Linked DNA regions of Mus musculus: region 2 is linked to region 1. The links are chromatin contacts, found by Hi-C or POLR2A ChIA-PET in ENCODE. All regions are on one chromosome and are shown on one strand. Each heading gives the region's core, a stretch centred on a gene start or an enhancer-like site at or near the end of the contact. The rest is flanking DNA. Distances are from core to core; before and after follow the strand shown. Region 1 holds the start of Clasp2 (CLIP associating protein 2). Region 2 overlaps Fbxl2 (F-box and leucine-rich repeat protein 2).

The links. A loop is a pair of places that touch in the nucleus more often than their neighbours do. ChIA-PET counts read pairs that join two places held with the same protein, here RNA polymerase II (POLR2A).
Region 2: a loop to region 1 is called in a map of heart, with 3 times the contacts of the local background. The contact joins the enhancer-like site here to the promoter of Clasp2 in region 1. A Hi-C loop is called at or near these places in 2 of 37 maps with a recorded cell type or tissue (both heart). POLR2A ChIA-PET finds 5 or more read pairs at or near these places in 2 of 5 experiments (Patski and embryonic stem cell).

The regions. Positions count from the first base shown.
Region 1 is chr9:113,737,359-113,743,834 of GRCm38, reverse strand. Clasp2 (CLIP associating protein 2) reads right to left here and starts at 2,362. Exons shown (of 40, transcript NM_001114347.1): 1 at 1,960-2,362. The coding sequence starts at 2,154. Gm38623 (a long non-coding RNA gene) reads right to left here. Exons shown (of 4, transcript XR_001779313.2): 4 at 4,012-5,220.
Region 2 is chr9:113,977,320-113,983,795 of GRCm38, reverse strand. It overlaps Fbxl2 (F-box and leucine-rich repeat protein 2), which reads left to right. Exons shown (of 15, transcript NM_178624.6): 14 at 4,126-4,338; 15 at 4,856-6,476. The coding sequence ends at 4,963. It overlaps Ubp1 (upstream binding protein 1), which reads right to left. Exons shown (of 16, transcript NM_001372510.1): 16 at 5,769-6,476. Among named protein-coding and RNA genes, the nearest start is that of Fbxl2, 46 kb to the left of the region's middle. Within about 2 kb of position 2,620, at least 1 of the 3 ENCODE cell types and tissues checked has a DNase peak (open chromatin) inside an H3K27ac peak, as active enhancers do; it is heart, where a contact is called at or near this core.

The sequences.
Region 1 (6,476 bases), core at 1,113-3,612:
TAAAATATTAAGTACTGAGAACTAGTAATTTCTGAAGGAGAAAACTGGGTGATGAGTGTCCTTGAGTAGAGAAGAAGGCGTGGCATCTAATGGCAGAACCAAGGAACTGACCTAAGGAAGACAGGTGACTCATTCATGTACCAGAAATAAAGACTAATGAGCAGCGCTACCAGAAAGTGTTTGACAAAGCTGTAAGGCCTGTGGCACTTCCAACTGCTTAAGTTGTCTCAGGCTAAGTATCTTGTAAGGAACATGGAAAGAATGTGTGAACATCAGATACTTCCTGGAAGGACTCTAGCCAGTTAGCTGGATGCTCAGAGATGTGACAACAGAGTTGACAACTGTGGTATCACTACTGCCACTTGTGGACAAACATCTGAGGGCTGCAAAGGCTCCAAGGCAATCCACTGTCAGTGTGGAGAACGAAGCCCAGCAGCTTCCTCTAGAGACAGTGAGCCAACATTACTAACGGGCTGACTTCCCACAATAGCCAGTGCTGCAACACAGCACAAAACAGCCATGCTGAGCACACATGTGCCTTGCTTACACAGTAAGGGGAGCTAGGTAATTTCTTCAAAAGAAATTAATACTCCCTGTATTTTAGTAAATATTAGCTTTCCCCAAGCCCCCTACCCCCCCCCCTTTTTTTGAGACAGGGCCTCATCATATAGTCCAATCTGGCCTTAAACATTATAGGGGAAATATTTTCTTCAGTGATGCAGTCACTAATAAGATGCCCATGTTCCTTTATTGAACCCTTCACCCATACTCCTTTAAATAACCTTAAGCTTACTGATTCATTTAATCAAAAAAAAAAAAGATACAAAGGTAGAGAGGAACTATATGGAAATAGCAAGAGTGGGAAATAGCGGTGAAAGTGAACAACGTACATTACACAGATGCATGCATGAAGATGCCAGTGAAACCCATTATGTACATTTGATAATATGTGCTAGGAAAACTTTATTTTAAATCTTGCTAAGTCTAACCTTCCAACAATTCCATAAAGATCTCATCATTAAAACTGCTTTTCTTGTCTCTATAGATAGAAGCTTTCAAAGTACAGCCTATTTGCTGGATACATCACTAAGAATCGTTCCATCCACGGGAGCTCCCGCCTGCATTTTAAAGCAATACTGCCACCAGAAGACTAAAAAGAAAAGTAACCACTAACAACTCCAACTAATTACAGAATATTCACTTTTCTCCATCGGTGGCTACATAACAACTCCCTGATGCTGACCGGACACCCATTCCTCCTCGTACCTTACCGCACTCCTCCCCATTCCCGCTTCGTTTGCAGCATCAACTAAACCATAGTGTTTCAAATCTAAGTTCGTCCCAACTGCGGGAAAACAAGAGAACTGATGAGTGGTCAACGGCTTTCTGCTGTCAATTAAGGGAAATGTGAATAAATGCCATGAGATGAGCAGTCCTTCCGTGCGAAGGACCTGAATACGCGCTAACGGTGCTTTTGGGTGATCTCAACCTTCACGTAAAGACTACGAAAGAAAAGAGGGAGAAAGGGAGAGGGGAGAGGAAAAGAGAGGAGGGAGACGGGGAGGGAACGACAGAGGAAAGAGAGGGAGGAAGAGAGAAGCAAAAAAGAAAAAAAAAGGAAGAGAGGCGGAGAGGGATGAAGAGAGGGTAGAGAGAAAAGAAACTGGAGATTAAGTATAACAGCAAGAGATGAACTTGACGGTCCAACTTCACGCCGTACTCAAACGCCCCATCTCAGCGCAGGCGTTGCCATCGGGCGTAGACAAACGTTACAAAGTCTTAAAGCCTTGGGCCGCAAGTTACCACTTTGTAAAGCGCCAAGCAACACAGCAACGTGTCACCGAACCGCCGCCTGGGGCCGTACCCCAAGCCCTGGGGGGCGATGCCAGCGCGTCCCCGGACCCCGGCGGCAGCGCGCCCGCCCGCCCCGGCCGCGCGCCCGTTCGCACCGCCGCTCACCCGGTAGTTGCTCGAGCCCACCCAGCGGGTGAGCGCGTCCACGGTCTTAGCCAGGCGGCTCGGATCGTCCTCCAGGTCCGGGATGGCTCCGGGCGTGCCGAGGCAGAGCAGCAGCTCCTCGCCCGCCTGCAGCCGGCCGCTCACGTCCTTCTGCAGCACTTGGGCGCAGAAGTACTCGGCGCCGCGGGGCTCCATGGCCGCGCCCGCCACCCCTCACACGCCCGTCGCCCCTTACACGCCAACTTTCCTCGCAGCACCGCCGAGGCGCGGCGGTGAAGCCTCCGGGACGCGCCGACACGCAGAGACGCCGCTGCCTGGGGTGCGGCGGCCGGCGGGGGACGGCCCCCCTAAACTAATCAAACTCGGCGCCCCCCGGTCCCAGCCCCGCTTCAGAGGCTGCGGCTGCCGGCGACGTCAGCGCGCGCGTGACGTCAGAGCGACGCGCCCGGCCTCCAGCCCGGCCTCCCGGCGCGCCCGAGCCCCTGTGGGCTGCGGCCTGTGGCGCTACTGATGGCCCGAGCCTTGGGCTGTCGGGGCCGTGTGGGTCGCCTCGCGTGGGCGACCCTGGAAGGCCAGTGTGGGAATTCCGGCATCTCCGGCGATTCGCTCCGCCGCCATCATCAAGACTCAAAACTTTTTGGTACTTCTCTCCCTGCCCCGCCCCTGCCGTCTCTTAAAACCGGAATACACGGGTCGCGTTCTTCCTCGGCACAGGCCTGGCTGTCCCTTCCTGCTGCCACCCCCACAGTCGCCCTGGAGGACTTTCTGTTTCCAGTTGATACCGAGGTTTTGCAAATGGATCCACATTTTCTCTTGACGCACTTTCACCTCCCACCCTCACTTCGGGAAGCCCCCAGACCGCCGTTACCCACTAACCACCTCTGCCCTGGGCGACTTTAATTTGATTTTTGTTTGGACAGAGACTAAAGGCAGCACAGGATGTCCTCGAACTCACCCTACAGTATGGTCTTACATTTCTGGCCCTACCCCTGCCTCCCAAGCCTGAGCCACAGAACTCGAGTTTTGTTTGGGGATGGCTGGGGCCGTTAACTTATAAGATTTCTTTTTATTTCATGTGTACGTGTGTGCACCTGAGTGTGCCCGCTTGCAGAAACCAAAAGTTCCAGGAAGTCAGATCTGGATGGAGTTAAGTGGCAGTTGTAAGCCACCTGATGTGAATGCTGGGAACTGAACCTGGGTTCTCTGCAAAAGCAGCAAACCCTCTTAACTGCTGAGCCATCTCTCCAGCCCAGTGTTGTAGAGAACAGGTTTAGCTGTGACACTTGGACGAGTCGGGAACTCAGTCTCTTGCATTCTAAACTTATTTCTAACATGGTAGGGTAATTTTCCATTTTTTAAAGTTATGTAACTCCACACTGTGTTCTTTTTCCTTTCCTCCCCCTCTCCCAGTTTCTTTAACCCTGATCCCAATATCCCTAGGGCTCAATCTGCTGCTGTAATCTTTGGGTCTAACTTCTCATAGCAAAATGTTGGTATTTCATTCCATGAAGTACGTATCTTAAAAGTCTCTACCTTTTTATACTTAATCCTTCCCCGTTATACTCTGACTTGTTGATCCATCCGTCCATATAGCAATAGGCCTCTGGGTTGTTTGCAGTTTTCCATAATGGTTGGCATAAGCACCTGAGTTTGGGTGCCCTTGGAGGCAGAGGCATCATCAGATCTCTTGCAGATGACTTAGATTCGATTCCCAGGATCCACATGGCAGCTCACAACCATCTAGCTACAGTTCCAGAGGATCCGATGCCCTTTTTGACTTCTAAAGGCGCCAGGCAATGCCCATGGTACAAGTACATAAAATACCCATAACACATTAAAAGTACACATACAAATAAATGTTTTTAAAGTATTTTGAATTTTTAAAATATCATCCCTTAAATAACACAGGTGTTGCTTTGAATGTTGCCATTTAGGAACTGTCTTTCTCTTGGTGGAGCACCCCAGTAATCCTAGCACATGGGCAGCAGGAGGGTCAGGAGTTCAAGACCAGCCTAGGCTACTGAGATCTTCTTTCAAAACACAACAGGAGCCGGAGAAATTGCTCAGAGGTCAAGAGTGTTTGTTCTTGCAGAGACCCAGGCTTGAGTCCCAGCACCTACACGGCAACCCACAGTTGTCTGTAACCCCAGTCCTAGGGGGTCTAACCCTCTCTTTTAGTCTCCTTGGCCAATGGCATGCATGGAGTGCATATACAGATATGCAGGAAATACAGTCATACACATAAACCTTTAAAAACACAAAGGTGCAGGGAAATGAAAGGGTTAGATGGAAATTTAGAAAATAAATTGATATACTGAACCTCCCTTCATGATCAGTCACGAGAATGCATCTAGAAACATGTCTATTTTTAACAGGACTGGAATGGTGTATTGAAACACAGGAGCCTGACTTCCCAGCCTATTTATCTGGGAAAATAGTGGAAACTCTGAGTAAATTTTTTTCTAATGGGAGTTTATTGTCCATACAAAAGCTAGGAAAGAAGTGACCACATGGCTAGTTTGAAGTCATATTTTCAACAAATGTCCACCAAGAAAGGCATTGTGTTCTCTCCTGGGTGGGGTATTAGGGAACAAGTGGGAGTGGCTTACTCAAGATTTGGCACAGCCCAACTGGAAACAACACAGATGTTGGCACACAGTAGAGTTCTCGTAGCAGTATCAGTAGAATGACTCCATGAGGACAGAAGTGGTTAGACACTTGCCTGGCTGGGAAAGAGGAAAGAAGACGGATCCGAAACAGCAGTTGAGTTGTAATACTTGGAACTGCGAGTTCCTCATGTGACATCTCCACACCAACAATGGTTTTGACCTCCTGACTCCTCATTGTGTGCGGGAGTGCAGGACTCCTTCCTGTAGCCCTTTAATTGGAAAAGAGCCTCGACTGGATTTTTTTAAGATTATGAGCTAACTGCTTATAAGGGAGAAGTCAAATCCAGAAGGAATTTAAGCTCCTCTGTGGGAAAAGAGCTCAACACCAACATTTTGGTTTCAGAAACAGGAATGTCAAAAATGCTGAATCTGCACTCAGGGCAGAAGGTTCCATTTTGCTTTGTTCTGAAATTTTTATTACATTATTTATTGGGGGAAGGGGGCATGGCAAAAGCATGGAGTTGTGCATGTTCCCACTTGAAAATACAATATAAAAGTAAATATGAGTTGTCAGCCTCCAACGCAGTTCCCCCATCTTCACCTGTAGATTTGCATGTTCTCAGACTGGCTCTCTACGGTGATCGTAGCTGACCTATGAAAATGAAAGACAGCTATGCAAGTAGCGTTTGACTTCTTTTTTTTTTTTTTGTTTTTTTTGTTTTTTTTGTTTTTTCGAGACAGGGTTTTTCTATAGCCCTGGCTGTCCTGGAACTCACTCTGTAGACCAGGCTGGCCTCGAACTCAGAAATCCGCCTGCCTCTGCCTCCCAAGTGCTGGGATTAAAGGCGTGCGCCACCACGCCCGGCTCGCGTTTGACTTCTTAAATAATTCTTGAGAGGAAGCCAATTGCCCTGTCAAGACAACAGGGCAACTGCTCCTTGGTAAAAGCCAGGAGATGACGAGACCTTGGAGCCTCCCTGTGGCCTTCAGACAATCACAGCCTTGGCTGCTGTCTTAGCTGTCACCTCAGGAAAGAACCAGAGCCAAATAGTGGGAGAGTCTCTCAAGCTGCTGCCCCGCTGAGCTGTGAGAGATGATGAATGGTACCCTTGTTCTAGGCTAGTCAGAGTGAGGCAATTCACCCCAAACCACAGATGGTGAATACAGCAAGTCAGGCAAGCAGACGTGCAGCACAAACTTTTAGTATATTTTTCTTATCAGAAAGCTCTGCTAAGTGAAATGGAAACGTGCCATTTAAAACATACATTTGCAGGCAACAGGGACGTGATTTTATTTCAGGACTTTGTAGATATTTTTTTGTTACAAAATATTTTTAAAATGGTCTTTCATCAAGTGGAAATTCTTAACACTGGATTGGTGGGTCCTTGTAGACTTTCAGGAAGCCTCCTGTTCATGCAATGGGATGGTATCTTTACAGTTTGTTTTTCAGAAATCTAACAGGTTCTCATCCTTGCTTTGGAAAAAGAGTAATAATTGATTAAAAATATCCAAACTGAGACCAATCCCGTGGGCAAGAACCAATCCCTAACACTATTAACAATACTCTGCTATGCTTGGAGGTGGGATCCTAGCATAACTGTTCTCTGAGGCTTCACCCAGCAGCTGACTGAAACAGATGCAGAGACCCATAGCCAAACATCAGATGGAGCTCATGGAGTCTTGGGGAAGAGTTGAGGGACCCAAAGAGGACAGGGACTCCACAGGAAGACCAACAGAGTCAACTAATCTGGACCCTTGGGGACGCCCAGAGACTGAATCACCAATCAAAGAGCTAGCATGGGCTGGACCTAGGCCCCCTGCAGACATGTACAAGATGTGCAGCTTGGTCTTCATGTGGATCCCCCAACAATTGGAATGGGGGCTGTTCCTGAATCTGTTGCCTGTCTG
Region 2 (6,476 bases), core at 1,371-3,870, 240 kb before region 1:
GAGAGGGAGAGAAGCTGACAGAAACTCACAGCCCCATCGATTCACATAACCTCATGTTCACCTTGTCAGGGAGATGAAAGTTCGATGTAAAAATCCCATTACCTAGGAGCAAAGATTGGGGCCACCCTATGGGCCTGCTCGTGTTCGCTTGGCCCTCTGCGTGGTGTAGGGGTCCTGTAAGGTCAGGATAGCCTTTCTTGGGGTTTCTGAACACCAGGATACCACTCTCAGTGCGGTCCCATTTTTTACACAGGCTGCTTTTAGAAATGGGAGATAAGAGTAAACTAAACTGACACCACAGTGAGTCAGGTGGTGTGAGGTGCACAGCTGTGATCTTAGCTCCTGGGAAGCTGCCACCCGAAGAGTTCAGGTGTGAGCCCAGCCTGGCTGCCATGTCGAGACCATATTTCAAAGAACAAGATCAAAAAAAAAGCTTACTTCAGAAACTAAAATGAAACCCACCAAAGATGATGAACAGAGCATCAGGCCTGCAGTGAGACTACAACTCAGGGCCGAGGAGAAGAGAAACATCACAGGCTGCTGACTCTATTCACTGCAAAGTGTCCTGAGGGCTCCCCTGGCCTGGACTGTGGGCATCAGCAATCTCACCCTGGCTCTGGAACGTGAATCTTTGTGTAAGGCATGGGTGAGCAGCATGTGGCCCCTGACCCCATGCTAGACACCCCATTAGCCCCCCCACCAGCCCAGTACACCGAGGGCAATCCAGGTGCAGGCGTCATGTGAAGTGCGTTTGCAGTATAGTGGGTCCCAAGTTTACAAGGACAGCCAACTCAGTGATTGACAGACTGGCAGTGAGTGTCTCCTCCAGCAGCCCAGTAGGGCAGATAAAAGGCAGAATGAGTGGAAAAAAGAAGTCTTTCTTCTATGCTGGAAGTGCCTTCCTTAGATAACCGGCTTCCTTGGCTGAGCAGGTGGCACACACCTTTGATCCCAGCACTCAGGGGGCAGTGGTAGTCAGATCTCGGAGTTTGAGGCCAGCCTGGTCTATACAGAGTTCCAGAACTACATAGAGACCCTGTCTTTAAAAAAAAAAAAAATCTTCCTTATACTTTCTTACCTTATCATCGACTTTCAACTAAGTGCCTAGGCACACACTTCTACTTAAATATTAAGAAGGCCAAGAGAAGATGGGGCAGCCAGCCAGGGACCTTAGGGCCATGGGATTGAATGAGTCACTGGGTGTTTTTTGCTTTATATATCCCAAGATAGGCTTAAAGGAGCTGATAACAAGGGATTCTGAGACAGGAACAAATCCCCAAGAACCTGTTGTTTCTGCTCAGAGGACCCAGGGGGAGGATGGTCTACCAAGAAGCCTTCCTGGCAGTAACTCAAAACAGAGCTATGCTTCCTGCCAGGAAAGGGTGAATGGACAGTCTTTCATCTTTGCCCAGGAGTGACAATCTGCAGGACCACCTGAGAGCACACAGGGAGCCTAGACCTAAGGCAGACCTGAGGCAGGCTGTCTGAAGGGGTCTGAACACCTACCTGTCTCACGGCGGCGAGGCAACTGCCCCATAGGCATCGGACGATCAGTATGGGGACTTGGCCATTGGATGCAGACTACGGGGCCTTACCTCACAACGCAGTACTATAGGCCTGGTGCAAGGAGATGTAATGAAGGTGTCGGAGCATTCTGGATGTAACAGAACAGTCTGGACTTATGTTTGGTGGCAGTGTGCAGATGACAAGTCCAGATTAACATGACATTTGACATTTTAAAGTGGACTTCAGAAAAATGTTCCTGGTAGAAATTATGAAGACACCATAAAAGCAACAAAGTCAGTGCTCATGAGTAGATACAGAACATAGAACTGTTCCGAAAATTAAAACCAAAAACCAGTGAACGGCCTTAAAGCAAAGTGGTCTAGTGTTGGCAAGTGAGCACAGCCTTTAGAGAACAAAGGGGGTGACTTGGGAGCAGGGACAAAAGATGTGACAGTCATAGGATCACAGTTAGAACCAAAACAGGGCTAAAAAGTCCCAAGCTGGTACCATGTTCCTGTAGGTTGAAGCTGACCAGACCTCGGGCAGATGCTCATCATGGGCCATCTTCCAACCACCAAAGCCAGTTTCCTCACGAGGATCCTTGGGCAGACACTGGCAAAGGCCCAGAATCCTCACCTCAGAATCCTGTGATGGAAATCTCCAGGAAGTGCTGGGAGGACACTGGGGTGAATTTAAAATGAATCTACTACCACAGAAAGCACGACAGTGGGTCCTCAGTGTTACAGTGCCACTGCTGAGTATGTTAAACAGAACACACAGCACCGGCACGCGGCAAGGCTGGGAGACAGACGCGCACATCCACATTAACGGTGTGATCCCACAGCAGGCAAGGGAAGAAGCTGAAGCGTCACTAGGTAAACTCGAGACTCTCCTCATGCAGAGGATGTTGTCGAGACAGAAGGGGATCCTGGCACAAGCTTCACCCGGCTGAGCAGGAGGACAGGATACCAAGTGAAGTAGGACAGTGTCGTCAGAAGAAAGCAAAATAAAGCCCAAATTAAAAGGCCATAACACGGTAGAGCACAGTGAGTGGAAAACACAAACACCAGAGCAGTATCCTAGCAACACTGGCTGCTGCTTTGGAAACAGGCCCCAGGCCAGGCTGCTAGTATCAGCAGCAATCAGCTGCCACCAGGTCTATACAGGCTGAGCGTCCTGTATCTAAAATGGGGCCAAGGTGTTGGCCTTCCAGATTGTCTCATTATATACACTTAGATAATGAAGTACTTGAGGCTAGGTCCAAAATCTAGAAACAAATTAATCTTATGCCTAACGTGCACCTTTCACAATTGCTACTGCACCGTGTTCTGACTGTGACCTGTTCTATTTGTAGTGATAATCAAAATTGTTTAGATTTGGAGAATTTCAAATTTTCACATTATGGATGCTAAACTTGTAGGAGGCACAACTACATAAATCTGACAACATGAGCGAAATGAACGTCTAACTCACTTGATATAAAATAACCCAAATAACCCTTAAGGAAGTTCCTAAATTACCCCAAATGTACATGTAGGAACATGTAGAAATGCTATAGAACTTTTGCTAACACTTAAAGAATTAACAGGGTTCTATACTGCTGGCCTTTCTGGGAAGTGTAACATCACCCAGGGATCCTGGGCTGCAAGGGGAACCCCATGAGCAGGCTCGATGGGAAGGATGTTTGCTGCCAAGTTTGGTGATCTTCATTTGATTCCTGTGACCCCAATGGTGGCCTGTCTCCTGCCACACTCTGAGCCTGACATTCTTGTCCCCCAGCCTGGGCCTCCAAGCACATTCTGTCCTTTCCTACCTGAACCCCAGCACCTGACATTATTAGCTCACGGACTGTCAAGCTCAGCCTGTCGGTCGCTCTCAGACACTGGATCTTTTCTCTTTACAGCATTTATGCTCATATGCATTTTCTATTTTCATGGGTGGGGGGCAACTGTCCAGTCTGAAGTTATTAAGTAAACTTGGCCATGTAAACTCACCCTAGTACTTCTGCAACCTTAATTACCACTTCTAAGAGGCTGGTGATATATGACCAAGGTCAGGATCTCATTGCATAGCCACAACTGAATCATGGATGTGTGTACTTTTAATGTGTGTACGTGTCTGTGCTAGGGTCCATGCATGGGACTGTGGATGCTCCTGTAGCTGGAGTTACCAGTTGTGAGCAGTATGTGCTTTTAATTTACACTTCCAACCCTGTGCATTTTAGACAAGGACAGTAAATCTACTGGCTTTACTATTGGCACCTTTACTCAAACTGGGCCATAAAACTGGTCAAGGGAGTAAACTCGGAACTGTCCCCTGAAGCATCTTTCCTTGTTTCTGGTTGGAAAGCCGTGGTCGGGGGTAGCTCTTAGAGAAAACCGCAGATTACTTCCTATGCACTAGACAGGGGAGAATGAAGCCCGGCAGGCTGTTAAGTCGGATGAGGTGTTGGTAGTCTCCGGCTCTTCCAGCCCTCCGTTTATTCATGGTGACCCTTCCCACACATGGCACTGAGTCTTCAGCGCGTGCTTTGCAGAGGACACTGCCACACCGCAGTACAGCAAGCAGTTACTCTGGACACTTTTCCTAGCTGGAGCTTAGCGTGCCTCTCCTCCCCAGAGCTTGTCCCACTGTGAGCTCATCACAGATGAGGGGATCCTGCACCTGAGCAGCAGCACCTGTGGGCACGAGAGACTCCGGGTGCTGGAGCTGGACAACTGCCTTCTTGTCACGGACGCCTCGCTGGAGCACCTGGAGAACTGCCGAGGCCTGGAGCGACTGGAGCTTTACGACTGCCAGCAGGTCACCCGTGCAGGCATCAAGCGCATGCGGGTAGGTGTTAGTCCCTCCTAGGCTCTCCTTGGCAGCTGGGAGATGGAGACCCAGAAATCCACATCCAGGCTTGTGAGTGGGCTCAGCAGGTTAATGGTGCTTGATACCAAGCCTGTCTTCCTGATTTCATGGCCAAGAACATGGTACAAAGTAACAGAACCAACTCAGTGTTGTTTTCTGACCTCCACATACATGCTGTGGCATACACAGTATACTAAACCCAATACCCAGTTCTCCAGTCTGGTGTATTTATACAAACTGTGATTACAGAAGTGCCACCATAGGCTCCTTCAGACATGTACCCTTAGATCATTGCCACTAGAGAGAAGTGTTTCCAATTGTCTTTAGAGGGTGATTTGGGGCCCAGGGCTAGAGGGGTTTTAACAGGGACAGTTCTAGCTTACAGCATGCTCCCTGCCTAATTAATGCAATCAATTGTAAACGGACTAGAGGTTTTCAAAGGTTATACAAGAATCGCAATCCCAGGGCAGACGACTCCTTTTCCATTTCCTTCTAGGCTCAGCTTCCTCATGTCAAAGTCCATGCCTACTTTGCTCCAGTCACCCCTCCACCAGCAGTGGCAGGAAGTGGACATCGACTGTGCAGATGCTGTGTCATACTCTGACAGCAGCTGCTTAGGCCACGGGCCCCATCCTCCAGGTTAGACCAGTCTCCTGGCTGTTCCATCGTCACCCTATCTCGACTCTCCATGGTGAAAACATTACAGGTAAAAGACTTCAGCACAGATTACAGTACCTGGTAATGCTATTCACCTTAACACTGCTAGGATGCAAGCAAATCCAGGTCTGTGTCATCCACAGCAAGAGTGGTGTGGTGCAACCTAGAGCCCATCAGAGGTGGGTACCTATGTATACAAGTCCCACCTGGCTTTGTCAGCATTCTATATATACACCTTCAGTGTTAGCACAACCTGAGCAGAGTAAAAGAGCCTGCTGGTTTCTACCTGATCCTTAAGCCAGTGGCCTAATGTAATTCACAGCAATTTCTGTCCATCTGCAGGACTTGTCCACTTTAAAGACTAAATAGCACCTTTATGAACGTGATTGTACTGCAAACTCAGAATGGCTGGTAGTTTCATATGTAGAAGTGTGTGTGAAAGGCATGTTAACATACTTCCATAAGACACCAAAGAAACAAGGCCTCTAAGCTGGGTGGGGCAGGATCTTCACCTTTCTGTTTGTGTCAACTCGTCATACCCAACTCTAGGGACCAAAACCACCCCCTTTGCATTGATCCGCTGGGAATTACAAGCTCTGCCAGATGCCACAGCACACAGTGCATTTCTGTTAAAAGGAAAAAGCCAATTATGTCCATCCACACTTCTCAAAAAATTTGCGGGAACCTTAAGCAAATCCAGAATTAAGGCTCAAGTTATCTATAATCAAGTAAAAATAACAAACAGATGCATGTAGAATGGATGTGGTTTTTATTTACTCTGAATTTTTAGAAATCATAACTGTTTTAAAGCTTGTCAAATGAATGACGTATTTGCAGCTTCAGACTCACAACACCTCACCTTGCTCACTGGAGTCAGATTTTTGCAAATGCAGGCACTCCTGTCCCTGTCCCAGGATGCTGTCTTTTACTATTACGGTGCTGCTGCTCTGTGCCACTGAGACCTCCCACCTTCAATATTAATAATGGTAGCTGAACCTTCCAGCAACCACCCCAACCACAACTGCAAGAAAGAGCTTTTTCTGCCTCGGTGGACAGCACTGAAGCATCTGCATAGATGCAGTGTCTCCGATGCACTCTGGGAGGGAAAGCAGATACACACACATTCCAGAGACTCATCAGGCGAACGGCTCCTTGTAAGGAGTACTGTGATACGAAGGGTACGACTACCACAACAGCTACTTAACTGTGGCGCTGTGTGGGGGGTGGGGGGTGGGGCATGGCTGCTGGAGGAGCTGCTAAGTAAGCACTAGACCTGCTCCAGTGACTCGTGAGACTCACTTCTATGAAATACCCGAGACAACTATGGAATTTTTTCTGAGCTAGAATGATGTGGCTCATTGCAGATGGTGGACTTGATGCTCAGTGACCATGACTTCGAGCCTGATCTGTCTCTTCTAAGTATGCAGCAGGCACTTACTGTAACTACTTGTCTTGAGTTG